2 separate regions of the Homo sapiens genome follow, and region 2 is linked to region 1. A link is an interaction called in ENCODE POLR2A ChIA-PET data of the cell type or tissue named here. Cell type or tissue: Caco-2. All regions are shown on one strand. Each heading gives the region's core, and the rest is flanking DNA. Links, peaks and the distances in the headings are about the cores only.

What was found. ChIA-PET counts read pairs that join two places held together with the same protein. Peaks named below come from ENCODE experiments on the same cell type or tissue, not always from the same donor. Only the 100,000 strongest peaks of a DNase experiment are listed, where the experiment ranks them.
Region 2: POLR2A ChIA-PET joins it to region 1 with 8 read pairs; 5 of 35 experiments call an interaction of 5 or more read pairs at or near these places.

Annotation. Positions count from the first base shown.
Region 1 is chr17:37,492,107-37,508,565 of GRCh38, reverse strand. All of the region lies in intron 1 of DUSP14 (dual specificity phosphatase 14), which reads right to left. Among named protein-coding and RNA genes, the nearest start is that of DUSP14, 10 kb to the right of the region's middle. RefSeq lists enhancers at 553-1,053, 1,054-1,554. In Caco-2, for the core only: no CTCF peak of the experiment used is centred there; a DNase peak (open chromatin) is centred at 6,295.
Region 2 is chr17:37,441,916-37,458,374 of GRCh38, reverse strand. TADA2A (transcriptional adaptor 2A) reads right to left here. Exons shown (of 16, transcript NM_001166105.3): 7 at 15,723-15,811; 8 at 13,607-13,679. It also overlaps the pseudogene LOC100419621. Among named protein-coding and RNA genes, the nearest start is that of DUSP14, 40 kb to the left of the region's middle. RefSeq lists enhancers at 2,385-2,886, 3,403-3,980. In Caco-2, for the core only: no CTCF peak of the experiment used is centred there; no DNase peak of the experiment used is centred there.

The DNA of each region.
Region 1 (16,459 bases), core at 2,939-10,938:
GACGGAGTTTTGCCACATTGGCCAGGCTGGTCTCAAACTCCTGACCTCAAGTGATCCACCCACCTTGGCCTCCCAAGGTGCTGGGATTACAGGCATGAGCCACTGTGCCTGGCTCCATTTACAACTATTTCTATCATTATAATGCAGGGGCTCTCAAACCTGAGCATGCCTCAGAATCCCCCAGAGGGCTGTGCGCACAGACTGCTGGACCTTTCCCCAGCTTCTGATTCCGTCCCTCCAGAGTGGGGCTGGAAGAGTTGCCTTTCTGAGGTGAGGCTGCGGGTCGGGGGCACGTCTGAGAACTGCTGCAGAGGTGAGTGCTGTGGCTCTGTCTGCATTCCCCCTGGAAGACTGAGGCACCAGGTGTACTGGTGCTAACAGACCACAAGTCCCTCCTGGACACTGCCCTTCTCTGAAGGGAGCTGCCTCCTCACTCGAGGCTAGGCCTCGCTTTGGGAGCCCACATCCCATGACTGGTTAATGCTATGGGAGTACACAGAGCAGTCCACAGGTGAAATCACAGCATGAGGAGGAACAAGGACGCAGTCACATAAGGAAACTGCGTGTGTGTGCATTGGATGTAAACTATGAACAGGGCAGAAACTCTGAGAACATCCTTTCCTACAGCAGAGCAGGGTCTCCTGCCACTTCCAAGTCTTCCCTGGCAGAATCCTACTGGTTTAAAAAGCAAAGTCACTGTGGTAATAAACACAAAATTAGGCCTTCAAGCTGCTGGGGATGACGCTCCTCATTGTGGAAAATCTGGAAGATGCTAATCAAATTTCCAAGTAGGTTATCTAGTTGTTGTCTAATTCAGAGAGGCTTGGCCATAGACACGGTGGCTTACGCCTATAATCCCAGCACTTTGGGAGGCCGAGGCGGGCAGATCACCTGAGACCAGCCTGGGCAACATGGTGAAACCCCGTCTCTACTAAAAATACAAAAATTAGCCAGGTGCAGTGGTGCATGCCTATAATCCCAGCTAGTAGGGAGGCTGAGCCAAGAGAATCGCTTGAACCCGGGAGGAAGAGGCTGCAGTGAGCTGAGATCGCGCCATTGCACTCCAGCCTGGGTGGCAGAGCGATGCATCCTCCCAAATTACGCTGTCTGGGAAGCCACTTGCCTTCCTGAGGCAAAGGAGCCCAGGTTCCCTGTAGAAGCCGGGCTGATTCCGTTAACTCGCATTTGCTGAGTGGCGCTAGGGTACTTGGTGCTGCAGGGAAAACAGATTGTGAGCCCTCGGGGCAGAATCCAAGTGAGACAGACACATTGCTCCCTCCCTGCTGCTGCCAGTCCATCTCTTTGCCAACAAACCTGCTTAAAATGCCAAAGCTGGTCCAAAGTTTCAGGAAAACAACTTCCGCCAGAGGGCACGTAGAGGGCACAGATGCTATAGATGCTTCTCTGACAAACACTCCTGACCCCCTTGACAGATTGGAAAATACATGGTTCAGAAAGGGTGAGAGATTTCAACTTGAGAAGTGAAACTAGGAAAAGATGGAAGGTGTCCGGATTTCTAGCTCAAGTCCACACACTGCTTCTCTGCGGTGACTAAATCGTGGCTGTGTTCTCATCACCTGCCTCGCGGCGCTCCACACCACCAGCCAGCGTCTGCCACACACGCGGGGGGGTGTGGATCTGCCTAAGAAGGTGTTTCAGTGCTACTTACAGAAAGGCTAAGCCCAGATGGGCCGAGCTGCTCCAGTTTCCCCTAGTGCCAGAACAGGGAACTACTGCCACATCCTGGTACACCATTTGGTGCACAAAACATCCCCCTGGCTGCAGAGGGTGGACCTCAGCAAGGAGCAGCCCCAGAGTAGGCACTACAAGAAGCCCTAGAGTCAGCCAGTTCTCAGATCAGATCAGTAGAACTGGATGGTAAAAAATAAAAAACCCATGGGTATTATATCACAGGTGCATGAAAATCTACTCAGTAAATGTGTCCTGGGAGACAGGGAAAGGAGATAGGGTAGCAGAGTTTGACCCGTATTTGAGGGATCACAAATTGCATGGTGCTCTCTGAGTGAACATGCCATCCCACTGCAGGACAATGGTCTCTGGGACGATGATGACCAGGAAGAATGCTTAAGAATGACCACATCACTGTCTATGGTGTTCAACTTGGCCTTCCCAAGATGCTCTGGCAATGGCACGTGCTTCTTGGAGGAAAAAATATTTTCCTGGCTTGGGGGATGGGGGTAGGGTAGAGTGAAAGACAGAAAGGAAGAGCTGTCCTAAACCAACCCCAGGGTTTTTTGGGTTTTTTTGTTTTCTTTTTTGCAGGGGGACGGGGGCGGGGGGGAGATGGAGTCTCTCTCTGTCACCCAGACTAGAGTGCAATGGCGCTATCTCGGCTCACTGCAACCTCCGCCTCCTGGGTTCAAATGACCCTCCTGCCTCAGCCTCCCGAGTAGCTGGGATTACAGGTGCATGCCACCATGCCCAGCTAATTTTTTGTATTTTTTAGTAGAAACAGAGTTTTGCCATGTTGCTCAGACTGGTCTTGAACTCCTGACCTCAGGTGATCCACCTGCCTTAGCCTCCCAAAGTGCTGGGATTACAGGCTTGAACCACTGAGCCCAGTCTGGTTTGTTCTTAACATCTTCTCAGAGACGATGCTGGTCTTTTTGGATAATAAGCATCGAACACTAAGTACTGAACAAAATACAAGATTAGTGTCTTCCCAGCGGGCCTCTAATCTCAGTAATGCATACACTAATATTAATAACACCTGATTGCTCCCTGCTCCACAGAGCTCCTGGGATGCGGGCATCAGCCTTGTAGCCTTGTGGTCAGCACTGGCATCCATACCTGGAGCAGTGGTACCTGACACTCAGAATTGCTACATGGGGTCATGGCCTAATCAGAGACAGCATCCATCCTAATGCCACGGAGGTTACTTTTCTTTAAAAAAAAAAAAAAAAAAAAAAGATGACAACCACCAGAATCAGCAGTTAACTGAAATTCTATCTACGGCTTTTCTTTTCATGTTCAGTCAACAGCAGAAAATGGCCACAACAGTGCTTCAGATGACTGTGTAAAATGCTCTCACTAAAATACTTTCAGTTTTAGGAATTTCAGAGGGCCAGAGTATATACTGGAGAGGCCTACACTGTTACCTTTTTATATTCAAAAAGCTTTTGTAATCACATTTTCTCCTTCTAATAAAGTAAATGTCTGTCTAGTTCTTTTTGTTTTGAGACCGAGTCTCACTCTGTTGCCCAGGCTAGAGTACAGTGGCACAATCTTAGGTCACTATAGCCTTGATCTCCCAGGCTCAAGAGATCTTGGGATTACAGGGGTGAGCCACCAGGTCCGGCCCACATTTCTGATTTAGTAATGAAAATGATAATCCTAGCACTTTGGGAGGCCAAGGTGGTTGTATCACTTTAGCTCAGGAGTTGGTGACCAGCCTGGGCAACATGGTGAAACCCCATTTCTACCCCAAAACTCAAAAAACAGCTAAGCCAACATGGTGAAACCCTGTCTCTACTAAAAATACAAAAATCAGCCAGGCATAGTGGTGTGCACCTGGAATCCCAGCTACCTGGGAGGCTGAGGCACTAGAATCGCTTGAACCCGGGAGGCGGAGGCTGCAGTGAGCCAAGATCGTGCCATTGCACTCCAGCCTGGTTAACAGAGCAAGACTCTGTCGCAAAATATAAAAACAAAAAAGTAAAATTTCAGCCAGGCACAGTGGCTCACAACTGTAATCACAGCATTTTGGGAGGCTGCGGCAGGAGGACTCCTTAAACCCAAGAGTTTAAGACCAGCCGGGGCAACGTAATGAGACCCTGTCTCTGCAAAAAAAATTTTAAAAATTAGCCGGGCATGGTTTCATGCGCCTATAATCCCAGCTACTCAGGAGGCCGAGATGAGGAGGTCACTTGAGTCTGGGAAGTCGAGGCTGCAGTGAGCCATGATTGTAGCACTCCAGCCAGGGTGACCCTGTCTCATATATACATATTAAAGTAAAATGAAGTAAAAGATATTCACAAATTGTTCTGTCACCTGGAAAGCTTTAGCAATTGTGGTAAAACATCTCAACATCTTCTACTTACTTTGGAGGAGGGATCGTTTTTGCTTTTCTCACTGTATTAATTAACTGATATCATAGGATAATACATGAGGATATGTACACGATGAGGATATGATGAGGATAAATACACATAAGATACATAAAGCCAAAGACTGAGAGTCACACTCCGGTTCAGCCACAGATAGTCCCTCAGTGTGACATGCAGCCACAGAGCAGCTGCCTATGTAGGTGTGACCAGGCCAGCCATCTCGATGTCCGCAGATGGACCAGCGCCTGTTCACACTGCATTTGCTGAGGCTAAGAGAAGCCGATCATTGGTTTTTGTTTTTGTTTGAGATGGTGTCTTGCTCTGTCACTCAGGCTGGAGTGCAGTGATGAGATCTCGGCTCACCGCAACCTCCACCTCCCGGGTTCAAGTGATTCTCCTGCCTCAGCCTCCCGAGTAGCTGGGATTACAGGCATACACCACCACACCTGGCTAATTTTTGTATTTTTAGTAGAGACAGGGTTTCACCATGTTGGCCAGGCTGGTCTCAAACTCCTGACCTCAGGTGATCTGCCCACCTTGGCCTCTCAAAGTGCTGCTGGGATTACAGGCATGGGCCACCACGCCCAGCCCCATCACTGTAAGATACTAGCCAGCTGCTGGGATATGCCACAGCCCAAGAAGGAGAGGGGCAGTACACTAGATAAGCAGGAAAAACCATGCCAGCATCGTGACACAAATGCAAAGATTTGAAGAAGTTCAGTTCCACGTGATCAATTCACAGATTCTCCATGTTGGAAACAGAAAGAGTAGAGATAGCAAGAAGAGACTATCAATAACTATAAAAGGTGGAAGGTCTGCATTTATCTTGGTACCATGGGGTAATCTGTTCACATCTGGAATTGAATTCTTGTATTTGGTCCTCACCCACCTTGGTGCTTAAATTACCTACCACTCATTTACACAACAGTCTTTCACTGAGTTTATATAATGCGGTCAACACCCTGCTGAGTGTTGTTCCAACTGCTGCAGAATGTATTCACCAGAGATGGCCACAGCATCTCCCATCTCACATGACATTCTTACAATGTAACCTTGTTTTTTGTTTTGTTTTTGACACAGGGTCTCCCTCTGTAGCCCAGGCTGGAGTGCAGTGGTATGATTTTGGCTCACTGCCACTTCCGCCTCCCAGGTTCAAGTGATCCTCCCACCTCAGCCTCCTCACGTTGCTGGAACCACAGGTGTGCGCCACCATGGCTAGCTAATGTTTGTATTTTTTATAGAGACAGGGTTTCCCCATGTTGCCCACGCTGGTCTCAAACTCCTGGGCTCAAGCAATCTACCTACCTCGGCCTCCCAAAGTGCTGGGATTACAGGCATAAGCCACTGTGGCCAGACCCTACAGTGTAATCTTGACACTCCTCCCATCCAACAGTGGGGCTGATGTCCCCTCATTTGAACCCTGAGAAACCTTTGTGATGGCTTCAACCAAAAGAATACACTAAAGGCTGGGCGTGGAGCTCATGCTTGTAATCCCAGCACTTTGGGAGGCTGAGGCAGGACGACCGCTTCAGCTCAGGAGTTCAAGGTTGTAGGGGGCTACGATGGCGCCACTGCACTCCAACCTAGGCGACAGAACGACGCTGTCTTTAAAGCAACAAACAAACAAAAAAATACAGTAGAAATGATGCTTCCGAGGCCAGAGCACAAACATGTCGCACACTGCTACCTTGTTCTCTTAGGACTTGCCCTTGGAACCCAGCTGCCATGCTGTGAGGAAGCCCAAACTAGCTCAACAGAGCTACCACACGGAGAGGCCATGGGTGTTTAGCTAACATCCCAACTGAGTCCCAGCTGATACCCAAGCTCAACCACTAGATATGTAAGTAGAGATACTTTATTATGATTATAGCTCCCAGCCATCAAGTCACCCCCAGGCTTTGAATCTCCTACCTAAGGCCTCGGACATTGTGAAGCAAAAGCAAGTTGCCCCTACTAGTGAGGTCCAAATTCCTGACCTACAGGAATCTGTGAGTACAATACAAATAGTCATTTTAGGCCAGGGGCAGTGGCTCAGGCCTGTAATTCCAGCACTTTAGGAGGCCGAAGTGGAAGGACTGCTTGAGCCCAGGAGTTCAAGACCAACTGAAGCAATGTGAGAAGACTCTCTCTCTACAAAAAAAAAAAAAAAAATTGCTGGGCATGGTGATGTGCACCTGTGGTCCCAGCTACATGGCAGGCAGAGGCAGAAGGATTGCTTGAGTCCAGAAGGTCAAAGGGGCAGGGAGCTGTGATTGCACCACTGCACTCCAGCCTGGGGAACAGAGCAAGTCTCTGTCTTAAAAAAAAAACAGGGACTTGTAAACAAGTTTTGTTTGATAAGCAAACAAAACAAATAGTTATTTTACAACGAGTTTTAGAGCTGTGTTATGCAGCAGTAGTAACTAGAGCAGGGATATACAGGTAACATAAGGCATAACCCTGTGCTAGGATTTTATCATCTAACAGAAATGACACAAGATACACATATAAAAACAACTGAATAACAGTAAGAGATGGACTACCATTGAGTGAACGAAACAACTGGTACAAAAAAACTGGTGATCAAAGCAAAGTAAAAACAGCCCATAGTACTGAAAACCTGAGTTGTTTCTTGGGGAGTTGTTTTATAGATTGTATACCATGCTTTTTCTCCTCCCATTCTTGCCTTTCAAGAGCCCCCTTGGCCAGGCACGGTGGCTCATGCCTATAATCCCAGCACTTTGGAAGGCCGAGGCAGGCAGATTGCCTGAGGTCAGGAGTTCATGACCAGCCTGGCCAACATGGTAAAACCCTGTCTCTACTAAAAAATACGAAAATTAGCCAGGCGTGGTGGTGGGCGCCTGTAATCCCAGCTACTTGGGAGGCTGAGGCAGGAGAATCACTTGAACCCAGGAGGTGGAGGTTGCAGTGAGCCGAGATTGCTCCATTGCACTCCAGCCTGGGTGATGAGAAACTCCATCTAAAAAAAAAAGAGCCTCCTGTTTTAGACTTGGAATGGGGGCTATTCTCCATTGGAATGGAGAATACAGCCCTTTTCTACAGCCCTCACCATTTAGCAAGTGTGATCCAAGCCCCAGCAGCATCAATACCACCTGGAGGCTTGAAAGAAATGCAGAACGCAGGCTCTATTCCAAGACCTACCGAATCGGCTCCAGCAGGTTAACAAGATCCCAGGTGATCTGTATACACAGTTTTTGAAAAGTGCAAACTGAAGATTAAACTCATTAAAAACTAACTTAATACAATGTGAAAATCTGCCTCATTCTGCCCCATCTGACCTGTGGCAGCACGTTCGGGCATCTGTCCCACATAAGCCACGTAAGCACTGCTCAGCCTCTCCCGGATCAGTATCATTCTGCTGTTGCAGTTCCCAGAGAATCAGAGGTAAATGGAGGTTAAGAAGCTTTCCCAGACTCTACATTGAAAATTAGTAGCCCCACTGGGACCAGAACCGTCCTTCCATGAGTTGTCTATTTGTGGCTCAGTCATACAATTGGACCACAATGGATCCATCCATTCAAAGTCTACCAAAATGTACATTTCACTGGCTGGGGCGGGGAGGGGGCGGGAAACTGCAGCAAGAAAGGAGTTAAGGAACATAAGGTCAGGTCGATGTGATTGTGCTTTACGTCTACAGTCTAGGGAGTAATCTCTAAGAATCCTAAACTGTTGGTGGTACAAGATGGTCTTCGGGTGTGAAATATCCAATAAAAAGCTCGCAAAAGTCCACAGCTGTATTTAAACTTGTTTAATGATAACTGGAAACCAATTTGAGCAATGGCTTATATAAATAACATTTTAAAGTCTTCCAGGACTAAGTGGTAAAAATTAAATGTGAATCATATGTGCTTGGTTAAATGATAAACTGTTATTTATGTAACTCAGAACATCTAGAGGCAAAGTGCTTAAAAAAATCACTAATCAGCAATAAAACCCAGGTAGGTGTGAGTTTGCCTCAAAACTGTCAAAGTTACTACTGCCCTCTGAGAAGCAAGACCATGACATCTCAGAAAATGCAGGTCTTTTCATAAATAAGATTTCAGTCCTTACAAGCTCATTACTACTTTAAGGGAAGATAAAGAACAGAATTTATAAATTAGAATAAAGTTCACAGGACTAACAGCTCAGTAGTTAATAATCACCCTTTGATCATCTTTGATGTCTCATCAGACATATCAAAATCCTTAAAGCTCCAGCGGAGAGTTTCAACCTTCACCCTATGAGGACTTCCTTACCATATACCTGGCCCAATTCCACATCTTTTAGTGATTTTATACCAAATTAACTTCACTTATAATGTACTAATAAATTAATTTCCCATTTTTCTTTACAAATCAAAGGCACCTATAATTACCACGCTAGAGTTTCCGAGCAGGGTGAGGTAAACAGCTGAGTCTTCTGCTTCAGCGGGATGGAGGCAACTGGCGAAGGCCATGCCCGCTCCCATGCTGAGAGCAGTCCGACTGCACTGTGAGGGCAACTGGGTGTCTGTGCCATCCTACAGCAAAGGGAGGGATGAAGTTTTCAGCTGAACGAGAGGGGTCCCAAGGCAGAGGATCCTGAAGTTATTCCCTTGGCTTTAACTGAAAAAATACTGTCTGGAAACACAATATGACAATGTAATAGTTCCCTTTAGAAGACTACATTACTAATTAGTAAAACATTTCTAGGCTGGGCATGGTGGCTCACGCCTGTAATCCTAGCACTTTGGGAGGCCGAGGTGAGTGGATCACCTGAGGTCAGGAGTTTGAGACCAGCCCGGCCAACATGGTGAAACCCCGTCTCTACTAAAAATATAAAAATTAGCCAGGTGTGGTGGTGGGCACCTATAATCCCAGCTACTCGGGAGGCTGAGGCAGGAGAATCGCTTGAACCCGGGGGGATGGAGGTTGCAGTGAGCCGAGATCGCGCCAGTTCACTCCAGCCTGCGTGAAAGAGCGAAACTCTGTCTCAAAAAACAAAAAACAAACAAACAAACAAAAACACTTCTAGAGGGTCGGGTGTGGTGGCTCACACCTGTAATCCCAGTACTTTGGGAGGCCAAGGCAGGAGGATTGCTTGAGCCCAGGAGTTCGAGGCTGCAGTGAGCCAGGATCATGCCACTGTACTCCAGACTGAGCCAAACAGTGAGACCCCATCTCTTAAAATAAAAAAATTTAAAAAATAAAAAAAAGAAAGTTTGCCAACTGATATGGTTAGGCTCTGTGTCCCCACTCAAATCTCACCTTGAATTGTAATTCCCATAATCCCCACGTGTCAAGGGCAGGACCAGGTGGGGGCGGTTTCCCCCATGCTGTTCTGGTGATTTTGAGTGAGTTGCATGAGACCTGATGGTTTTATAAGCGTCTGGCATTTCCCCTGCCTGCACTGACTGTAAGTTTCCTGAGGCCTCCCCAGCAATGTGGAACAGCGAGTCAATTAAACCTCTTTCCTTTATAAATTACCCAGTCTCAGGCAGTTCTTCATAGCAGCGTGAGAATGGGCTACTACACCAATCCTTGGTTGAAATTAGTAAGTTATAAAACCATCACAGCATAGTAGACGCATTCTTCAAAGTGTGCTCCCAAGGAGTCCTACACGAGAATCACCTGGGCTGCCTGTTAGAATGCAGACTCCTAGACCCCACCCCAGACCTAATTAATCAGAATTTCTGGAAGTGAAGGCCTGGGAATTCACATTTCTAGTAAGTACCTTTTTAGAAGGAATCTAAAAATATTATTAAGAGTAATCTGATATTGTGGAAAAAATATCTCCTGTACTTTCTAGGAGGATAAATGGAATAAGAAACTCCGTAAGTGTAATTTTTGTAAAAAAAAAAAAAACTGATTACTTTCATATAATACAGTAGTCATTTGGATTTAAGATACAATCTAGGCCGGGTGCGGTGGCTCACGCCTGTAATCCCAGCACTTTGGGAGGCCGAGGCAGGTGGATCACGAGGTCAGGAGATCGAGACCATCCTGGCTAACACGGTGAAACCCCGTCTCTACTAAAAATACAAAAAATTAGCCAGGTGTGGTGGCGGGCACCTGTAGTCCCAGCTACTGGGGAGGCTGAGGCAGGAGAATGGCGTGAACCGGGGAGGCGGAGCTTGCAGTGAGCAGAGACTGCGCCACTGCACTCCAGCCTGGGCGACAGAGCGAGACTCTGTCTCAAAAAAAAAAAAAAAAAAAAAAAAAAAAAAGATACAATCTAGTACACAAAACAAGTTCTACTCCATTTCCATTTTGGATCACCTTTGGCTGAAAGTTTACACCAAGTAATTGAAGCTCTGTAAAACACTAAATACTTCTCCAATTTTTGTTAACAAGAAACATCATGTGACAAAAAGGAAAAAAAAGAAATATCATGTGAAATGTGAAATGCTCTAAGAGTTCCATCCCCTAAACATAGAACATATGTGACAGTACAAAATAAAGGCTAGTAAAGATTTCTGTCCTTTTTTTTTTTTTTGAGACAGGGTCTTGCTCTGTCACCCAGGCTGGAGTGCAGTGGTGCAATCTAGGCTCACTGCAGCCTCAACCTCTGGGACTCAAGCGATCCTCCCACCTCTGCCTCCTGAGTAGCTGGGGCTACAGGGGTGCGCCACCATGCCTGGCTAATTTTTTGTAGAGACAGGGTTTTGCCACGTTGCCCAGGCTGGCCTTGAATTCCCGGGCTCAAGTGATACTCTGGCTGGCCTCAGCTTCCCAAAGTGCTGGGATTGTAGGCATGGGCCACCATGCTTAGTCTTGTCTTGTCTTTTTTTTTTTTTTTGAGCAAGAATCCTGGAGCACAGTGGCACAATCATGGCTTACTGCAGCCTCGACCTCCTGAGCTCAAGCAGTCCTTCCACCTCAGCTTCCCAAGTAGCTGTAACGATAGCCATGAGCCACCACATCCGGTTAATTTGTGTTTTTTGTAGAGACAGGGTTTTGCCATGTTGCCCAGGCTGGACTCGAACTCCTGGGCTCAAGCCATCCACCTCCCTAGGCCTCCCAAAGTGCTGGGATTACAGGCATGAGCCACCACACCAGGCCTCTATGTCCTTTTGACATTCATCAAAAAAGCAGTTTGAAGGCAGGGCGCGGTAGCGCATGCCTGTAATCCCAGCACTCTGGGAGGCCAAGGCAGGTGGATCACTTGAGGTCAGGGGTTTGACCAGCCTGGCCAACACAGTGAAACCCCATCTCTATTAAAAATACAAAAATTAGCTGGGCATGGTGGCATGTGCCCGTAATCCCAGCTACTCAGGAGGCTGAGGTAAGAGAATCACTTGAACCTGGAGGGCGGAGGTTGCAGTGAGCTGAGATTGTGCCACTGAACTCCAGCCTGGGGAAGAGACTCTGTCTTTAAAAAAAAAAAATGCAGTTTGAAGTAAAATTGATATTTAAATAGAGTTGGAAGGAAATGTACCAAATTCATGGGAGTGGTTGTCTCAGTGGGAAGGGAAGAGAAATGGCCCAAGGAAGCTCTGACTTGATAATACTTAATTTCTAAGCATTATAAAAGATAAAGTATGAGCAATGATTTTTGAATGGTGAGTTATGATGCTGGTTAATTTGCTTTCAATAATTTTCTTTTCTTTTTTTTTTTTTTTTTTTGAGACAGAGTCTTACTCTGTTGCCCAGGCTGGAGTGCAGTGGCTCAATCTCTGCTCACTGCAACTGCCTCGTCCTGGGTTCAAGCAATTCTCCTGCCTCAGTCTCCCAAGTAGCTGAGATTACAGGTGCATGCCACCACACCCGGCTAATTTTTTGTTTGTTTGAGATGGAATCTCGCTCTTTCACTCAAGCTGGATTGCAGTGGTATGATCTTGGCTCACTTGAACCTCCGCCTCCCAGGTTCAAGCAATTCTCTGTCTCAGCCTCTGGAGTAGCTGGGATTACAGGGGCCCACGACCACTCCCGGCTAATTTTTGTATTTTCAGTAGAGACGGGGTTTCACTATGTTGGTCAGGCTGGTTTCGAACTCCGGACCTCATGATCCACCCGCCTCAGCCTCCCAAAGTGCTGGGATTACAGGCATGAGCTACCGTGCCCGGCCTAACACCCGGCTAATTTTTACATTTTTATAAGAGATGGGGTTTCACCATGTTGGTCAGGCTAGTCTCGATTGAACTTTTGACCTCAAGTGATCCACCTGCCTCAGCCTCCCAAAGTGCTGGGATTATAGGCGTGAGCCACTGTGCCCAGCATAATTTTCTATATGATTTCAATTTCTAAAAGTAAAAAATATTTTTAATAGAAGAAAATTAACAACACATAGTTGTCGGTCCAAGCCCCCTCTCCACTTCTGGCCTGAGCCTGCCAGTGCTCTTTATATAGGAGCCAGGATAACACCAAAGATTTATAATGATGACATGAAGTGTGTCTTCATTATAAATGTTTTGTGTTTTATAATGAAACACAAAGATTTAAAAGATTTAGTTAAATCTAAGATTTAGATTTTAGCTAAATTGGCAAAATTCTTCATTATAAATCTCCAAATTTGTATGTAATTTGTATGTTGACAGTACTTCCAGATTTTATTTTTACAAGTGCTTCCTTAAAACTTAAAGCAGGCTGGGCGCGGTGGCTCATGCCTGTAATCCCAGCACTTTGGGGGTCCGAGGCAGGTGGATCACGAGGTCATGAGATCGAGACCAGCCTGACCAACATGGTGAAACCCTGTCTCTACTAAAAATAGAAAAATTAGCTGGGCGTGGTGGCATGCGCCTGTAATCCCAGCTACTCGGGAGGCTGAGGCAGGAGAATTGCTTGAACCTGGGAAGCGGAGGTTGCAGTGAGCCGAGATCGCGCCACTGCACTCCAGCCTGGTGATGGAGCAAGACTCCGTCTCAAAAAAAAAACAAAAAAACAAAAAAAACAAAACTTAAAGCAAGTTCACCTACTGGTCACTTTCCCAGGCAGGGAAGGCTGGTGCTTTGAAGGCGCTCTCTGCCACATAATGTTTACTAGTCAACAGAAGCAGCATGCTCTAGTTAGGGAGTTTTCTCATATGTACCCACACACTCAAAGACATAGGAGTCAAAACAAACAAACAAACAAACAAAAAAACTTGCCCTAGGTCATTGATGCTGAAACTGTTCTGGGACAAAGACAGAAGTAAACCCAGCAGTTGCATATGAACTTCAAAAGAACCTTCTCGTCCACTGAGGTTTCAACATGGCATGGGGTGTGAAAAGCTGACCCAACCGGACCTCTGGTTGCTCTAGGTTGGTGCAAGAACAGAATGGGACGTGCCCAGGTGAGCTGGGTGGGCTGCACATGAAAGGGCATGGCTGTGATCTCAGCCCTAGGCCTCCTCCCTCGCCCAGGCTGAGGCTGCCCCTGCCCTGCAACAGGTGGAAAATGGAGCTCCTTTGTGAAAGCTGCCCGCTGGAAGGCCGAAGGGGTGACAAAGAACACGACAGGGCTCCTCCCCCATCACTCAGATCAACAGGTTCTCATACTAACGACTTCTTACTCCTCCTCCTTTGGGTGTCTTTTCCTGAAAACTTCTAATTTATCCGCATGTGGTTTCTAAAATTATCATTATTTTAGAGAATCTGAAAAAAAATCTTTACTATAATGAGCAAAAAAGTCTTTGTGACTTATGTAAATAAAGACTGAAAATAGAGTGATTTAGCTATTTTCCAAGATGCTTTAGAGAAGAAATAAAAAGGATCTACAAATCTCAGTCTTTGTGCTAGTGTTCTTCCATCATCCCTCCAGCTAAAAAGGATTCCCCTGAGGTATTTTGTAAACCTACAGAATTGCGTAACATTCTGCTCTAAGGGCAGAAACACAGCACATAATACTAGGCACATGGTAAGTACTCAATGAACACCTGAATTTAACGGCTGCCCTCAGGTGAACTGCCCACCTCTCCCCACACCCTCCCTCCTGCTCCTTCTCTTTCTCACATTCTCTCACTCTCTCTCACACACACACTTCAAATCCAGCTGGCAAAACTAAACACGGGCAATCAAAGTGAGCCTGGTAACTGTCTGTTCACAAAGCAGGAATTCAAGCTGGATGTGGCACATGCTGCAGTCCCAGCTTTTAGGAGGCTGAGGTGGGAGGATCCCTTGAGCCCAGCAGTTCAAGGCCAGCCTGAGCCACACTGCTAGACTCCATCTCTTACAAAGAAAATGAACAAAAACGACAAAAACTCTGCTCTAAGCTACTTCTACTTTCTCAGGCAAAGGAAAATTTGGAGAAAAATACATTTAAAAGATTTAAAGGCTGGGTGCGGTGGCTCACGCCTGTAATCCCAGCATTTTGGGAGGCCGAGGCGGGCGGATCACGAGGTCAGGAGATTAAGACCATTCTGACTAACATGGTGAAACCCCGTCTCTACTAAAAATACAAAAAATTAGCCGGGCATGGTGACGGGCACCTGTGGTCCCAGCTACTAGGGAGGCTGAGGCAGGAGAATGGCATGAACCTGGGAGGCGGAGCTTGCAGTGAGCCGAGATCGCGCCACTGCACTCCAGCCTGGGCGACAGAGTGAGACTCTGTCTCAAAAAAAAAAAAAAAAAGTTTAAAAGAGTCATTGATTCCTGTAGCACAGAGTCTGTGGTTACTTTGGAATTGCCAAGAAGTATGAGTTAGGGTCTGTGCACAGTGCCTCTTAAGGAGTCTCATCCTCAGAGGGTACTTTAACAAGGATAGGCCTGGGTTCCTGCACACTACACTGTCCTACACATTTAGGGCTGGGCACAATGGAAGCATTCACCAGAGGCAGGATTCATTCAAGAGCCTTAAAAAACATCTAGGTACTAGCCACTTATTTTTAGTACTTCATTTTGCATATTTAAAATTTCCTGTAACTACTCATCTGTTCCAAAAAAAAAAAAAAAAGATTGATGAAAGGATTCCATTAGATATTTGTCAACCAAACACAGTGGGAAAACCATTTCTGGTATTTGGGTGGTTAGTCCAAACCATATAACTAAATAAAAATACGCTAGCACATGACAGGCCAGGGATCGGACTACCCAGGGACCTTTATTCATTCATTCAGAAAATATTCAAGCATAATTGTGGTTAAACAGCAAATACAGTGACTTACAAACTCAAGGCTGACACCACTGAAGGAATGTAAATTGGTACAACCACTTTGGAAACCAGGTATCAACTAGTAAAGCTGAAGGTATGCACACCTGACTCAGGGCTGTTCATAATTGCCCCAGACCAGAAACAACCCAGATGTCCATCAACAGTGGAAAGGTAATTTGTGGTATGTTCATAAGACAAAAATGTACTAACTGGGCTGGGTGTGGTGGCTCACACCTGTAATCCCAGCACTTTGGGAGGCCCAGGCAGGAGGATCCCTTGAGCCCAGGAGTTCAAGACCAGCCTGGGCAATATAGTGAGACCTTGTCTCTAAAAAAATTAAAACACAAAAACTACAGGCATAGGCAACGATATGGATAAATCTTTTAAAATAGCATGCTGCAGAAATTTAAAAAATTATATATGTGCGTGTGTATATACATACATACACACACACATACATACACATACACACACACACACACGATGCCGGCCAGAAGGAAGGATTCACAAGAGTATCTACTTTTAGTTTGCACTGAGGTTAAAAACAAGCAAAATAAAACTATGTCAATTAGGGATTTATATTTAGGGGATAAAAACTATAGAAAAGAAGGAAATGATTTCCATAAAAGTCAGGGTAGTTTCTGGCTAGGACCTCTGGGGGAGGGAGAGAGTGTGGAGTCAGATTCTTGACCTGCAAGACAGTTACACTTATGTTTTCGTTAAAATAATCCATCAAATTATCCATTTGTTTTAGACACTTTTTTACATAATTCACAATTCAATAAATCTAATGTTGATTTCTGGGAATTCAGAACCATGACAACAATTCTGGCCAACTCTCTCTGAATGTCACTATTTGCCTGTCAGCTTCATAAGGTCAGAGACCGACCTTACTTGCCTTCTTCCTCTGTATTCAGGCACAGCACCTTTAGCATGGTAAAAGTCCTCGGTAAATGTATAATATATAAATCCACAGAATCCTGACATGAATTTTGTTTTAACCCATCCATTTCCTGAAATTACCGGTTTGAAGGGTGCCCACATTAACACTTTCCTTTGTCTTCACCCAGGTGAAGTGAAGCTTTCATAAATAATAAAGCCATCTTAAATGTTAGCTCTGTAAGTTTATACCCAGGCCTTGGTTGCTTTAGCAACTCTCCCTGTCTTCCACTCCCTTTGACGTTTCTTTATAAGCAAAGACAAGACAATAGGCTAGTAGTCCTAGATTTTTTTTTTAAATAGGAAAGTTTTATTCAGCACCTAAGAGTAAAACCTAGGATCGTAATGATTCTACTACTTTGAAGTTGTTTAAAAGGGGTAATTTGCCCCTTGCCCTGGGAAGTAACACCGTCTATCAGGATTATTAAA
Region 2 (16,459 bases), core at 3,219-11,218, 50 kb after region 1:
ATATTCCAGCATAAAGAATTTGTCTATCAATAAGTAAAGTTATTTTTCCGCTATTTATATATCTTATGGCATTACTCAGATTATAAATTCTGCTTTCTGCAGTCAGAAAAATGAATAAGATCATGTCCTTTGCCAGGACATGAATGGAGCTAGAGGCCATTATCCTTAGCAAACTAACACAGGAACAGAAAACCAAATACCACATGTTCTCACTTATAAGCGGGAGCTAAATGATGAGAACACACGGACACATAGAGGGGAACAACACACACTAGGGCCTATCAGAGGGTGGAGGGTGGGAGGAGGGAGAGGATCAGGAAAAATAACTAATGGGTACCAGGCTTAATACCTGGATGATGCAATAATCGGTATAACAAACCCTATGATACAAGTTTACCTATGCAATATACCTGCATATGTACCCCTGAATTTAAAATAAAAGTTAAAAAAAATTCTCCTTTCTATTAAACACCTTTTTTGGACATTGTTATGTAACTATTACTATATATAGTGAATATCTGATCTTTGGTAATACATGGGCTAGAAATTGCATCAGAGTACTCATAAGAATGAATATTGGGCTGGGCGTGGTGGTTCACACCTGTAATTCCAGCACTTTGGGAGGCTGAGACAGGCAAATCACCTGAGGTCAGGAGTTCAAGACCAGCCTGGCCAACACGGTGAAACCCCATCTCTATAAAAATACAAAAATTAGCTGGGCATGATAGCAGTTACCTGTAATCCCAGCTACTCGGGAGGCTGAGGTGGGAGAATCGTTCAAAGCCAGGAGGTGAGGTTGCAGTGAGCCGAGATCATGCCACTACACTCCAGCCTGGGGCAACAGAGCGAGACTCGTCTCAAAAAAAAAAAAAAAAAAAAAAAAGAATTAATGTTGGTTGGGCACAGTGGCTCACACCTGTAATCCCAGCACTTTGTAAGACTGAAATGGATGGATCACTTGAGGTCAGGAGTTCAAGATCAGCCTGGCCAATATGGTGAAACCATGTCTTTACTAAAAATACAAATATTGGCTGGGCGTGGTGGCAAGTGCCTGTAGTCCCAGCTACTCGGGAGGCTGAGGCAGGACAGTTGCTTGAACCTGGGAAGCAGAGGTTGCAGTGAGCCGAGATGGCACCACTACATTCCAGCCAGGGCATTGCTGCAAGACTCCGTCTCAAAAAAAAAAAAAAAAAAAAAAGAATAATGATTGTGGTCATAACTGCACAGGAGTAACAGACAATGTCAAGGCAAGACTAATGTGAATAAAGGTACAGTGTAGACATTTTCCCAGAGTAGGAGTTTTCAGTTGGGGAGCAGCAACTGTTTAGAGTGTAGAGTTTTGCATTCTGTAGTGAAAAGTTCCATCAAGTATCCTAACCAGTGTAAAAGCCCTGCTTGGTTTCCTGGGACCCAATCCTTTCCTGGCTTTAGTCTCATGTTAAAGACACAGGGAAGAAGGAGGAAAGAGGCTGTAAATAGTAAAAGTTTTATCAGTGTAATAGTTCTGGTTCTTTCTTTCCCTAGCCACTCTTTCCATCTTCAGAGTTCCAAAGATTCTGTTCTAATTCCTTTTTACCCCTCACCTTAGTCCTATAAATTCCTCTACTTCTATGGGTCCAAGTACCATCAAAATGCATAATTTCAAACTCGATATCTATTTTAAGCTCCAGTTCCTACTGCATATAATTTACTCACATGCCCTTCAGTTGCAAACTTATATTCTACCCCTTTCCTATCCTCTAAAACTCCTATATTGGATAACTGCATCAGAGTAAAGATAGCTATCCAAGACAGAACTCAATCTGGATTCTTCCTCCTTCTCCTCCATAGTCGATGAGTCTTAGCCACACTGCACTTAACGCTTACATCTCTCAAATTCATCCCTTCATCCCTAATCCTATTCCCTAGCTCAGGCATCTTGTCTCTCCTGTCATCTTCATGCTATCTTGTAGGAGAGGCATCATTACTCACTTATCGACTCCATTCTTGCCTTACTGTAACTCACCTCTTCCAAATGGTACTTGAAAAATATTTTAAAGCACAATGTAATGGTGTAATTCCCTTGCTTATAATTCTTCAGTGGCTTCCCATCCACGTACAGTTCAAACTCTTGCATGTTACACAAGACTATTTATTGTCTTGATTACGCCTACCTTTCGACTCATTTCTTTTTTTGAGATGGAGTCTCGCTCTGTTGCCCAGGCTGGAGTGCAGGGGCGCTTGGCTCACTGCAACCTCTGCCTCCCGGGTTCAAGGGATTCTCCTGCCTCAGTCTCCCAAGTAGCTGGGATTACAGGTGTGCGCCACCATGCCTGGCTAATTTTTGTATTTTTAGTAGAGACAGGGTTTCGCCATATTGGCCAGGCTGGTCTTAAACTCCTAACCTCAAGTAATCCACCCACTTTGGCCTCTCGAAGTGCTGGAATTACAGGCGTGAACTACTGCACCCGGCCCCATTCTTGTTTCCTATCACTCCCGCATATGCCCTATACACCATGCATACAAAACAAATGGCCCAAGATCACACAGCTGTTAAGTACACAGCAGGGATCCAAAAATAAGCAGTCTGGTTCCAGAGTATTAAGTAGGAAAAACACTGAAATTGTCTAAATGTTTACTTTCTCTGTGTTTATGCTATATTCTAAATCTGCCTTAATTGAAAATGAAATGTGTATTTTAAAAAACCTCGTAAGCGGCCAGGCGCAGTGGCTCATGCCTCTGATCCCAGCACTTTGGGAGGCCGAGGCAGGTGGGTCACAAGGTCAGGAGCTCAAGACCATCCTGGCTAACATGGTGAAACCCCATCTCTACTAAAAATATAAAAAATTAGCCTGGCATGGTGGCGGGCGCCTGTAGTCCCAGCTACTCAGGAGGCTGAGGCAGCAGAATGGCCTGAACCCGGGAGGCAGAGCTTGCAGTGAACCGAGATCACGCCACTGCACTCCAGCCTGGGCGACAGAGTGAGACTCCGTCTCAAAAAAACAAACAAACAAACAAACAAACAAACAAAAAAACAAACTTCAGAAGCAAAAAACTCCCACAGGTTTTTTTTTTTTTTTTAATAACCAGAAGACCTCTAGGGTTAAGAAATGAATGCCAGATAGTAACAACGCTAGAAGAAAATATGAGTAATGCAAAACTTGGCACTATGCTACATTAAACCTTTCTTCTCACTTATGGATCCTGAAAGCACCTTGAGATTGAATGATTGCAATAGAATCTGAAATTTTCTTAATAAGTTATCAATTAAGCTTTGTGTAAGTTGAGAGTTTGGTGTTTTTTGTTTTAATTACTGAATGTATTTGTGGAAGAGGCTCTATAGCACAATATAACCTGCCACGTGTCCTCTGAAAAACTAAAATACGTTATTCAAATGTTAGGTAATATAATTTATATTTTTCTACAGTCCAATCTTTAAGAATCTGATCTGCCAACTTGGTGTTTTGAACCACCTCGGGGAGCTGACACTTTCACAGGCTTCACCATCTTTTGTGTAGATGCTGCCTTAGCAGCAGCCATTGCGGTCTTTTCAGATGCTAGCTTAGCCTTTTTTGCTTCCTTAGCAGCCCTGCTAGCTTGTTTTCATTGAGCCTTTTTAACTTCATGTTTCTCATTCCTCTTGGCCACTATATTAGCAAGAGATGCACCAGTAATGGCCTTCTGGAATTTGACTGCTCAGCAGGTTCTTTTCTTTTGAATTTCTTCCAAGTGTCCCTTTTTTATGCTTTCTTCTGTAGAGGACCAGTTTATTTGCTAAGGATTCCTTAGAAAGGAATGCCCTTGGCCAGGCACAGTGGCTCACGCCTATAATCCCAGCACTTTGGGAGGCCGAGGCAGGTGGATCATGAGGTCAGGAATTCAAGACCAGCCTGGCCAACAAGGTGAAACCCTGTCTCTACTAAAAATACAAAAATTAGCCGGATGTGGTAGCAGGCGCCTGTAATCCCAGCTACTCAGGAGGCTGAGGCAGAGAATTGCTTGAACGCGGGAGGCGGAGATGGCAGTAAGCCGAGATCACGCCACTGCACTCCAGCCTGGGCAACAGAGCAAGACTCCAAAAAAAAAAAAAAAAAAAGAAAGAAAGAAAGTAATGCCCTCGCATTTTGCACTAAGGAACTAGAAAACCTTCCCATCGGTCCTGGCATAGCGCCTCTTGTGTCTGGGGTAGATCTTGTACCTGCTGAAACTGCATAGCTCAACTTTCAGGGCAGAAGCTCCAGAGGCTCAATGTTAGGTAATTTCTAATAACATACCAACCTTTGTAACAAAGAATTTGGCTACGTATTAGAATCAGTTCTTTCAGCCAGGCACGATGGCTCACGCCTCTAATCCCAGCACTTTGGGAGGCCGAGGTGGGTGGATCACCTGAGGTCAAGGAGTTCAAGACCAGCCTGGCCAACATGGTGAAACCCTGTCTCTACTAAAAAATACAAAAAATTAGCTGGGTGTGGTAGCGGACACCTGTAATCCCAGCTACTCAGGAGGCTGAGGCAGGAGAATCTCTTGAACCCAGAAGGCAGAGGTTGCAGTGAGCCGAGATCACACCACTGCACTCCAGCCTGGGCAACAAGAGTAAAACTCTGTCTCAAAAAAAAAAAAAAAAAAAAAAAAAAAATCAGTTATTTCAAGGTAGTAAGCTTCAATCCAAAATAGAGCCTAAAGCCTCTGGAATGCTGATTAACTCTGAAGAGTAATACAATCTCATTCCTCATCCAAAGAATGTGAGATCCAAGTTCCAGTTTAGCCCATGAGGGCAATAAGTCAACACATTATTTACATGTTCTACTACAGTAAGTTTTAAACTGTATGTTCAAATAAAATCTTATTTGGAACAGATAAGTCAGATCTGCTCTAGCTGAACCCCTTCTGCCTGTTCTAGCTCCAGCTGCCTTTCCCAGAAGTAGTCCCTGAAGGTGCCTCCATGGAACAACTGGAAGCCACACTTCTGCTGGAAGTAGATGTTAGGGTAGAAAAAAAGTGGGACCAATCAAGTAAAAGAACAGAATACGATGGCTCATTAGAATCAATAATTTCTTTTATTACATGAAAGCAAACAAAAATTGAGCAATGTACAATGCTGATGCACTGTTAATAACCCTGATAATAGAGATAAATTCTGATACCACATACTGACTCATTACTGTGCATCTCACTGCTACCTGCCCTTAAGATACTCTCTTTTTCTTTTCTCTCTCTCTCTACATGTTCTCATCTGAAGGATATTCTTAGACTGGAAAGTTCAATACCAAAATCTTACATGCTGGGCTATGAGCAGATGTCCTATATATATGTATGTAACTTCAATCACTGGGAGATGTCCAGGAGTACTTTATCCAGGTCATTCTCCCTTGGGTCTGAGATAAAAATAACCTAAGTCCTATCTGGATAATCTGAAGAAGGGAGGAAATGCAGTATTTTTAAAAGTTTAGGGTAAAAAAGAAAAATTAACTACCATGGATTCTTTTTGTTCATTTCTAACAAGTTCAAATATTTAAACATTGGTTTACTTTTCCTTATCCTGCCCACAAACTAAAAATAATTCAATACTGTCAGGTCCAAGATTTAAGGCAATAGTTTTCAAACTCTTTTTTTTTTTTAGGTAGCAGAACTCTTTCTACAAATGAAATATTTCTTGATTTATAGGGTTGCTACATATAAAAGTCCAGATATCATAGAATGCCTATACCTGTCACTGTTTTATAACACAGTTGCTGTGGAATGATGGGCTTTAGAATGTTATGCTGGTGGAGATGCACTTTACAAGCCTATGTGGTAGAAGTGGTGGGTAGAAACAAGGATAGGAAGTGCCTCTGACATACAGTATAACCAAATACAAGTTTTATAGTGGACTCTATCTCTTAAGAGAAAGGAAGGATTAGGAAGTCAACAGTTAAAGCCAGAAAGGGAAACAAATACAATAATGATAGCTAAAACACACTGAGTACTTACCATATTTCAGGATCTTTTTTTTTGAGATGGAGTCTCGCTCTGTCTCCCAGGCTGGAGTGCAGTGGCATGATCTCAGCTCACTGCAACCTCCACCTCCCAGGTTCAAGCCATTCTCCTGCCTCAGCCTCCCAAGTAACTGGGATTACAGGTGCACGCCACCATACCCAGCTAATTTTTGTATTTTTAGTAGAGATGGGGTTTTGCCACATTGGCCAGGGTGGTCTGCAACTCCTGACCTCAAGTGATCCACCGCCTTGGCCTCCCAAAGTGCTGGGAATACAGGTGTGAGCCATCGCGCCTGGCCATATTTCAAGATCTTTATAAGCCTTATCTCATTTATCTACTCAGTAAGATGAATTTAATAGGAAAGAAAATGTCTTGAAGAGCCAGTAAAATTACTGCTAATTTTAACAAAACATTTTTGTGATTTATTTTTTATTTTTGAGACAGTTTTGCTCTTGTCGCCCAGGCTGGAGTGCAACAGCGCAGTCTTGGCTCACTGCAACCTCTGTCTCCCAGGCTCAAGCAATTCTCCTGCCCCTGCCTCCCAAGTAGCTGGGATTACAGGTGCCCACCACCATGTCTGGCTAATTTTTGTATTTTTAGTAGAGACGGGGTTTCACCGTGTTGGCCAGGCTGATCTCAAACTCCTGACCTCAGGTGATCTGCCCGTCTCGGCCTCCCAAAGTGCTGGGATTACAGGCATGAGCCACTGCGCCAGGCCCATTTCTGCGATTTTTGTAAGATACAAGATGCCATGTTGTTTCCTGAGATTTGTGTAGGAGTGATTTAATTTTTAAAAAAGGCCAGGCATGGTGGCTCACACCTGTAATCCCAGCACTTTGAGAAACTGAGGTGGGCAGATGGGTTGAGCTTAGGAGTTCGAGACCAGCCTGGGCAACATAGTGAAACCCTGTCTCTACAAAAATGTACCAAAAATATAGCCAGACATGGTGGTATGTGCCTGTAGTCCCAGCTACTTGGGAGGCTGAGGTGGGAGGATTGCTATAGCCTGGGAGGCAGAGGCTGTGGTGAGCTAAGATTGCACCACTGCACTCCAACCTGGGCTACAGAGGGCGTCTCAAAAAAAAAAAAAAAGCCAAAAAACAAAAAAACCTGTAATCCCAGACTTTGGGAGGCTGAGGTGGGAGGATCGCTTGAGGCCAGGAGTTTTGAGACCAGCCTGGGTAACACATTGAGATTCTGTCTCTACAAAAATTTTTTTTATAAATTAGCCAAGTGTGGTGGCGTGTGCCTGTTGTCCTAGCTACTTGTGAGGCTAAGGCGGAAGGATCATTTGAGCCCAGGAATTCAAGGCTACAGTGAGCTAAAGATTGTACCACTGCATTCCATCCTGGGCAACAGAATGAGACTCTGTTTCTTTTAAAAAAAAAAGCCTCTGAATAAATACTGCTGATAATTGGTACTACAGTTTGATCACTTCAGTAGTTTAAACTTGTACAACTGGCTCTGGAGAACAAAAGGAAGAAAAGAAACACATAGGAGCAAATGGGAGGAGAACTGGAATTCTCCCAGATAAAAATTCATATTTGAAGCTATCTCTGAGCACACTCAGCAGCAACTGAATACAATATCTTAACTGTATGAATAACCTAGGGAGGACAACAGCACAGCAGGCAGAACAGAAATGAGAAGGCAGAATCTACAAGAATGAGAATCACTTGCTCACAGTCTACTTAAAGCAGCTGGAAGCTGCAGTATAAGCTAGCAAACAGAGAACCAGAGATCATTAAAAATAAACAAACAAACCAAAATCACCTGTAATTTGTCCATTGCTACAAGGCCCCTGAAATCTCAGCTTTGGGGGAAGCACAGTCTCCCTGTGATTACACTGGAGAATGATAAAGTTTCCAAACGGCTAGCCTTAAAATATTTCAAGAAGTGGGCAGAAGTCAGAGGCAGCTCCTTCCCACTGCAATGTATTTCTAACATTGTTCAAAATAGCTAACAACATGTTTCTGTTTTCTTGACAGAAGGCACTTACTGCTTGCTTGGCAAGAAAACCAACTCAGAGGCCTTAACTGCAGGGAGGCCAATCAAAATCCCTACTGCGACCAAACAAGTAGAAACCTGTGACACAGGTATTCCCCAGAAGCAACACTATTTAAGTCATTTCCCCCCAAGCTTTTGGCCAAGATGCACACAAACAATTTTGTGCAGGGAAGATCATGTGATCTAATGGCTAAAGTAAGCAACCAGGAAGCATTAGGCCAAGCTTATCCAACCTGTCGCTCGTGAGTCACATGCAGCCCAGGACGGCTTTGAATGCAGCGCAATACAAATTCGTAAACTTTTTTAAGACATTATGAGTTTGTTTGTTTTTTATTCCTTAGCTCATCAGCTATCGTTAATGTATTTTATGTGTGGCCCAGGACACTTCTTCTTCCAGTGTGGGCCAGGGAAGCCAAAAGATTGACACCCCTGGATTAGGCAAATTACTTAACTTCTTTGTCTGCTTCCCTGAATGTAAAACAGGAAAATATCTATTCCTCAGGAATGTGTTGAAGCTATAGAAGATAACAAATGTGAAACCTCACAAAAATGAAACAGCAACAAACATTCAAGGTTGAGCCTGAGCAACATAGTGAGACCCTGTCTCTACAAAAAAATTTTAAAAATTAGCCAGGTGTGATGGTGCACGCCTGGAGTCCCAGCTACTCAGGTAGCTGAGGTGGGAGGATAGTTTGAGCCCAGGAGGTTGAGGCTGCAGTGAGCCATGATTGTGCCACTGCACTCCAGCATGGGCAACAGGGCGTGACCCTGTCTCAAAAAAAAAAAAAAAAAATCAAGATTGTAAAGACAGCTAAGTATTGTACAGTATTAAGAACACAGACTTGGGGATGACTCTACCTCTTGCTGGCTGTATGATCTCAGGCAAGTTATCTAACCTTTCTATGCTTCAATGTCCTCATCCACAAAAATGAGGATAATAATAATATGCAACTCATAAGGTTTTGAGGATTAAATGACTTAATATATATGAAGAGCTTAGAATGGTAACTAATAGTAAATGCTATATGTATTAGCAATTATTACTGATAGTATTCATGTCTAAAATATCCTATGTATAAAACAGTGAAATCAGGCCGGGCACGGTGGCTCACGCCTGTAATCCCAGCACTTTGGGAGGCTGAGGCGGGTGGACCATGAGGTCAGGAGATCGAGACTATCCTGGCTAACATGGTGAAACCCCGTCTCTACTAAAAAATACAAAAAATTAGCCAGGCATGGTGGCGGGTGCCTGTAGTCCCAGCTACTCGGGAGGCTGAGGCAGGAGAATGGCGTGAACCCAGGAGGCGGAGCTTGCAGCGAGCCAAGATCGCGCCACTGCACTCCAGCCTAGGCGATAGAGCGAGACTCCGTCTCAAAAAAAATAAAAAAAAAAAACAGTGAAATCACTATAAGTGAAAGGAACTGCCAGTAGGTGAATATACAGAGACCAGGCTGGACCTCTGCTCTACTAATTGTTAAAGGATTTAAAGGCTAATAATATGTGCCAAAGAAATACAATTTGAAAAATACAGTGAAAGGTGAAGGGGTCCACAGATCCAAGCCTAGGAGAGAAAACTTTCTAAAATTACCTTTCCAGAACAGAGGGAGAAGAAATTGTGAACTGTACTAAGGTGCAACCCTGAGAAGTACTGGAAACACAGACCCAACACATAGGAGGAGCTCATCATATCTCTTGCTTGCCTGGGTTATGGGGCAACAATGACTTGGAAGACATTACAACCAGGACTTTAGGATCCTGAGAAACTCAGGGAAAGAGTACTCTAAAAATTTAGGAAGAATTTTTACAAATGAAAGGAGATGGGGAAAGAGATGGCAGCAAGAAGGAACTACACTAAGCATGTGCATTGAGATCTCACAACATACATGAGACAAGACAGTTCTAAGATATGAGTCTTCTCTCTCTCTCTTTCTGAACCAAACATTTCTGCTTATTTCAATAAAATATGAGTAAGTACCAATTAGGGATCACGGAACTTCCTTATTTTTCCTTGGATACTGCTTCACTTGCAGTATACATTTGAAATACATTCTGAAAGCCTTCTGGTATGGCTGCAATACAATTATCCCTCCATTGTGTCCCAGGTCTCTATAATGAACCATGCAAACCAAATTTATTAAACAAATTCCATGATTCAAGGCAAAAATCTTTGTGTGGGTGAGGAAAAGGTCTTGGTGGCATCAGCCAATATTCTGGATAGGTTCTAAATACAAAACCCAGCCAAACAGTCTGCAACCTTCCAGTAGTTCTAAATGAGGAACCATAAAAATAATGTTGTTAATGCTCAGTAATATTAAGAGCATAATGGTATAATGGAATGGTAACAACACAAATCTGAATTATGTACCATGTTTCATTAGAGACATTTACACTCTGACTAATCAGTGTCACCTCTTCTTTAATGGCAGAGGACATAAAGAAACAGCAAGCAAGATTCCAAGCACTTACTCATGATTATACCATGACTCAGAAGCAAGCCAGAGGCTGAATCAGTGTCCTGATTTCTACAAAATCTGTGCCCCTCTAACTGTTCCAGGTGTGCTTATAAAGCCCCTTTTCATTCCTTCCTGACTTTCCATGGGCTCCTAGTGCACTTCACTGAGTGTTCTGCGAGTGACAGCTCAGGGACAATATGCTCCTGGACATGGTCATGCTGCCACAGGAGCTGCTGTAAAGACTCAGAGCTGTAAACAAAATACCTCTCTGTGGCATGAGCAAGTCATTCCTTTGGTCTGTAGTGCTGACAAGCTTCTTTAAACTGTTATCATCTTTTTTATTTTTTAGAGGTGGGGGGTCTCACTTTGTTGTCTAGGCTGACCTTGAATTCCTGGGCTCAAGAAATCCTCCCACTTTGGCCTCCCAAAGTGTTAGGATTACAGGTGTGAGCCAACCATACCCAAATCTGAAGTGTTATCATCTTTTTAAAAGCATTCATTTAGGGCCGGACGCGGTGGCTAACCCCTGTAATCCCAGCACTTTGGGAGGCAGAGGTGGGCAGATCAGTTGAGGCCAAGAGTTTGAGACCAGCCTTGCAAACATGGCAAAACCCTCTCTCTACTAAAAATATAAAAATTAGCTGGGCATGGTGGCGCTAATCCCAGCTATGCCAGAGGCTGAGGCACGAGAATCGCTTGAGCCTGGGAGGCAGAAGTTGCAGTGAGCCAAGATCACGCTACTGCGCTCCCGCCTGGCTAACAAGGTGAGAGTCTGTCACAAAAAAAATAAAAAATAAAAGCACTCATCTAAACATCTTACAGTTTACTATGGGGCAGAGGGAAAGAATTATTATTTATGTTGTGTTAAAGCTAACTATGTATAAAGATTAATAACATAAGTTCCAGTTATAGCTCAAATGAAAATCAATAATTTACAGGGCTATAGAAACTTCAGGGAGAGTACAAATACCTAAAGTATGTTATGGGTTTGAAAAGCTAACTGAACTATAAATTGCTGATCAATCAGTTGCTTCTGTTTCTTTTTATCCCCACTTAATTACAAAAAGGACCCCAAGTGAACCAGAAGGAACTGCAAGTCCTACTCCCATGAAGAATGAAGAATGAAATTAAACACCGACCATTACTATAGTTTTCTTAATAATGTTGAGAAGTATGAATGAAGACCTTGGATTAGGCTCTAGAGAAGTGATTCACCAAGTCAAGCCATTATTAACATTATAGATGTTGACTTTAAAATTCTGTAAAAAATAAATATATAGGTAAAAATAAAAAGCAGGGAGGAGGAGGAGGAAAAACAATAATAATATTTTAAAAATTTGTTTTAAAGGTTTTTTTTTTTAGAGACAGGGTCTCACTGTGTTGCCCAGGCTGGTCTTGAACTCTCGGCCTCAAGTGATCAGCCAGCCTCGGCCTCCCAAAGTGCTAGGATTATAGGTGTGACCCACCATGCCCAGCCAAAAATTTGGTATTTTTGAGCAGAATCTAAAAGAATGATATTTATGAAGCTGCCCCTTTTGTGCAGAGTAGTCTGGCATTCTATAAGAAAGATACAAGCCAGAAAACAATACCATTTCAATTAAAGCTGGTGTCTATGAATGGCAGTCTGCATACTACCTTCAAAGGGAACACCACAAGAGGTGAGAAAAGATAACATGAGTCACTGGGATTGACGAGACTGACACGGAAGACTGAACAAATACAATGGATTTAGTTAATGCTAAAGTAGTTTGCTTTCAAGCTTTCCTCTTTTAGTTCAATCTGCGTCACTTTGACTTTCCTTAAAGTTGTGTGGGAGAAAAGGAGGAATAAAATGTTGCCAAAAAAAAAAAAAAAACCCCCCCAAAAAAAAACCCACCGCTCAAGAAATGTGTAGAGAAAAATTTCTTAAGGTAAAATTTTTAGGAAGACTATTTCTTTATCTTAGATCTGGTATAACAAATATCCAGGCAGCTCTTCTATGGAGAGAAAAGAATCAAGTTCCCCTTCTAGGGACAGTGTACCAGTCCATGCAATATGAAAACTTGATTTATAATTTAACAAGTATACTCTACTTGTCTTTCCTGCCTGGGATGTAAATTTAACAGAAATCATGAAGATGCTCTTTGGGAAATACAGATTCCAATAGAGAATTACTGATCTACTGTATCATATTCAATTCTGAACTAAAATTAAAAAAAAAGTATTGGGTATTATTATGTAGTATTAGTATATATTAGTATGTAGTTCACTGAAAATGGAAAGAAGGAAAAAAGGGACTCAAAGTCTAACTATCTACTCTTAACAGCTCTTTGGCATTCACCACATAAGTTTTAGGAAAAGAGTTAACATAAACCCTTAGAGGGCTAATCAAAGATTAGAATTCAGCAATGCTGGGGCAGGCGTGGTGGTTCACGCCTGTAATCCCAGCACTTTGGGAAGCTGAGGCGGGCAGATCACTTGAGGTTAGGAGTTGCAGACCAGCCTGGCCAACATGGCGAAACCCCATCTCTAATAAAAAAACAAAAATTAGCTGGGCATGGTGGCAAACACCTGTAATCCCAGCTACTTGGGAGGCTGAGGCAGGAGAATCCCTTGAACCTGGGAGACAGAGGTTGCAGTGAGCCAAGATCGCGCCACTGCACTCCAGCCTGTGTAACAGAGTGAGACTCCGTCTCAAAAACAAACATAAAAAAGAATCCAGCAGTGTTGAAAATTCAACAGTCCTGAGAAACAAGAAATTCCCCATTTGGGCCTAAAAACTCTTGAGGAATTTCCATTCTTTTTCCTTGCTAGGGGAAATTCCGGGTAACAAAATATAGTGAACATTTAGTGATAGCAGTTGCTAGTGAAGTCCCAAGAATTCAAACTGATTCCCTTCCTTCTAAGAATGCAAGTGAGGGCCATTTAACCAATTACCTTAGTGTAGATTTACCTCAGATAAAAGTAAAATCACACAGTCCAACAGATATTTCCTACTACTATTATATAATCAATATTTTTACCCTCATCACAAGTCTTATTCACTGTGGTCAAAATCCAACAACACAGTAAGTTCAGCAACTTAACCACTAGATTTCTGAATTCTATAAGGGCAGGGGACATGTTCTATTCATCCTTCAATTCCTAGCACCCAAGACAGTGTCATCACACAGTTGGCGCTCGATAAACATTTGACAAAATAAACTGTTACCATGTAAAATGTCCGAGTCATCTTCAACAAAATCAATGTCTCTCAAGTCCCATTCTGCATAATTGTCAAATTCCTGTTTAGGGGAACAAAAAAATCCCCACCCCAAACCCATCGGCTTTGATTAGTGTCTTTACAGCAGCCATGCTTTAGAAGTAAACAGAAAAAACACAAGCAAACAGTTGTTTAAAAAGTCTAAATATGGCAAAAGGCCACAATACTGGCACAGGTAATAGGAAGTCATGGGAAAAATCTAAGAGGCTTACAAGCAGTAGTGACAACAAAAAATTGGAATAGTTATGAGTTTAGGAATGAAGCTAAACATACTGCTCTAAAAACTAAAATTAGTCTGAGCTGGGCACAGTAGCATGCACCTATAATCCCAGCTACTCAGGAGATTTAGGTGGAAAAATCACTTGAGACCAGGAGTTCAAGACTGCCTGGGAAACAGAGCAAGAGCCTGTCTCTGAAATAAATAAATAAAGTCAATTCATTCTTTTTTTTTTTTTTTTGGAAACAGGGTCTTACTCTGTCACTCAGGCTGGAGTGCAGTGGTGTGATCTTGGCTCACTGCAGCCTCGAACCCCCAGGCTCAAGTGATCCTCTTGCCTCAGCCTCTCAAGCAGCTGGGTCTACAGGCATGTGCCATCACACTCAAGTTAATTTTTGGTTTCGGGTTTTTTTTGTTGTTGTTGTTGAAGAAACAGCGTTTTGCCATGTTGCCCAGGCTGGTCTCAAACTCCTGAGCTCAAGCAATCCGCCTGCCTCAGCCTCCCAAAGTGCTGGGATTTACAGGTGTAAGCTACCGCATTTGGCCAAACTATCTTTCAAGTTGTGAATTAGATGATAAATCAAGAGACTTGTGGCTACATTCACATGTCTTTTAATTCCATAGCTGAGCAAGGAACATATAGTTTTTATACACATTCATCATTCTTTATATACTTGTGGATATAGTACAGGAATCAGTAAACTACTATTCAGCCTACTGTCTGTTTTTGTACATAAAGTTTTACTGGAACACAGGCGTATTCATTTATTCTTATATTATCCCATGCTGCTTTAGCACAATAATGACAAAGTATAGTTACAATAGAAACTTTATAGCATACTAAACCTAAAATATTTACTATCTGGCCTTTAATAGAATAAGTTTGTCAACCCCTGATACAGTACAATCTTGAAAGCCCCTAGATGTACAATAAGAACCAGACTACAAGCCAGGTGCAGTGGCTCACGCCTGTAATCCTAGCACTTTGGGAGGCCGAGGCTGGTGGATTGCCTGAGGTCAGGAGTTTGAGACCAGCCTGGCCAACATGGTGAAACCCTATCTCTACTAAAAATACAAAAATTAGCCAGGCATGGTGGCAGGAACCTGTAGTCTCAGCTACTTGGGAGGCTGAGACAGGAGAATCGCTTGAACCCAGGAAGTGGAGGTTGCAATGGGCCAAGACCATGCCATTGCACTCCAGCCTGGGCAACAAGAGCAAAAACTCTGTCTCAAAAAAAAAAAAAAAGAACCAGACTATAGGAATTTCATACCTAAGGAAGTGGAAGCCAGCACTGATGCAACTTAAGAGGTGGGTTTGCTGGGGTTTTTTTGTTTTTTGGAGACAGGGTCTTACTCTGTTGTCTAGGGTGCAGTTTAGTGGAATGATCACCACTCGCTACAGCCTTAACCTCCCAGGCTCAAGTGATCCTCCCATATCAGCCTGCCAAGTAGTTGGGACTACAGGCATGCACCACCACACCCAGCTAATTTTTTATTTTTTGTAGAGACAGGGTCTCACTACGTTGCCCAGGCTAGTCTCGAACACCTGGACTCAAGCGATCCTCCATTCTCAGCTCCCAAAGTGCTGGGATTACAGGTGTAAGCCACTGAGCCTGGCCAGAAATAGGTTGTTTGTTTAAAGAATTTTTACTGTTCCATATGTGAAAATGTTTACAAATGAGAAAAGGCACTCAAACCTAAGAAAATGTGGCTGCCTAAAGGTCCTACAAATTATAGTGCCTTGAAAAATCTCCTTTTAGTGGTATGGAATCTATGGGTGAGACAGAAGGCTCATGAGAAACAAAAATGAATTTTTCCTACTTTGTGCTAAAAACACATTTATCCTACCTCAATGAAATCTGCTCGAGCTGGCATGTACCCGGCCATGTCCCGAGAAAGCAAGGAGTCAAAGGTAGGTCGGGGAGGGTCATCTGTAGCTGGAAGAATTTAGAAGGTTTCTGAGTTAACTAATACAATATTGGCATGAAAAAAATGACATAATAGTCCAAGAATAAATAAAATTTAAAATGGTTTTTATAAAAGGAAATGTGAAAAAGATAAAGTATTATGAAAACAGGTTTTTTAAAAAGAAAAACCAAGACTCAGGCAATCCTTTAAGTAAATATGGGGAAATTTCTTCTGATTTCTGCTTTCCTAAAATGAAAGGAAATCATGACTTTTTTCCTTTAATATTACAGAACCTAAATATTTACCGTTGGCTTCGGCTCCCTTATCCCTTAGGATGAACTTCAATTTACAAAACTCATCCAACTGAGAGGCAAAAAAAAAAAAAAAAAAAAAAGACGGGAAAAAAACAAACACTGGAATTGGAAGTTAGCTGAAATTAAGTCCTAGCTCCAACACACACTAGTCCCATGACCCTGCACAAACTAACCTGTCTGCATCGGTCTTCTCGAATGTAAAACAAAAGCACTTGCTCTGCCTATCTCACTGGGTTGCTGTTAGGAAACAAATGGTCTAATGGATTTGAGAACAAAGTGCTAACACCAAAGTGCTATCCAAATAGGAGGTATCAACCAGGCACGGTGGCTCACACCTGTAATCCCAACACTTTGGGAGGCCGA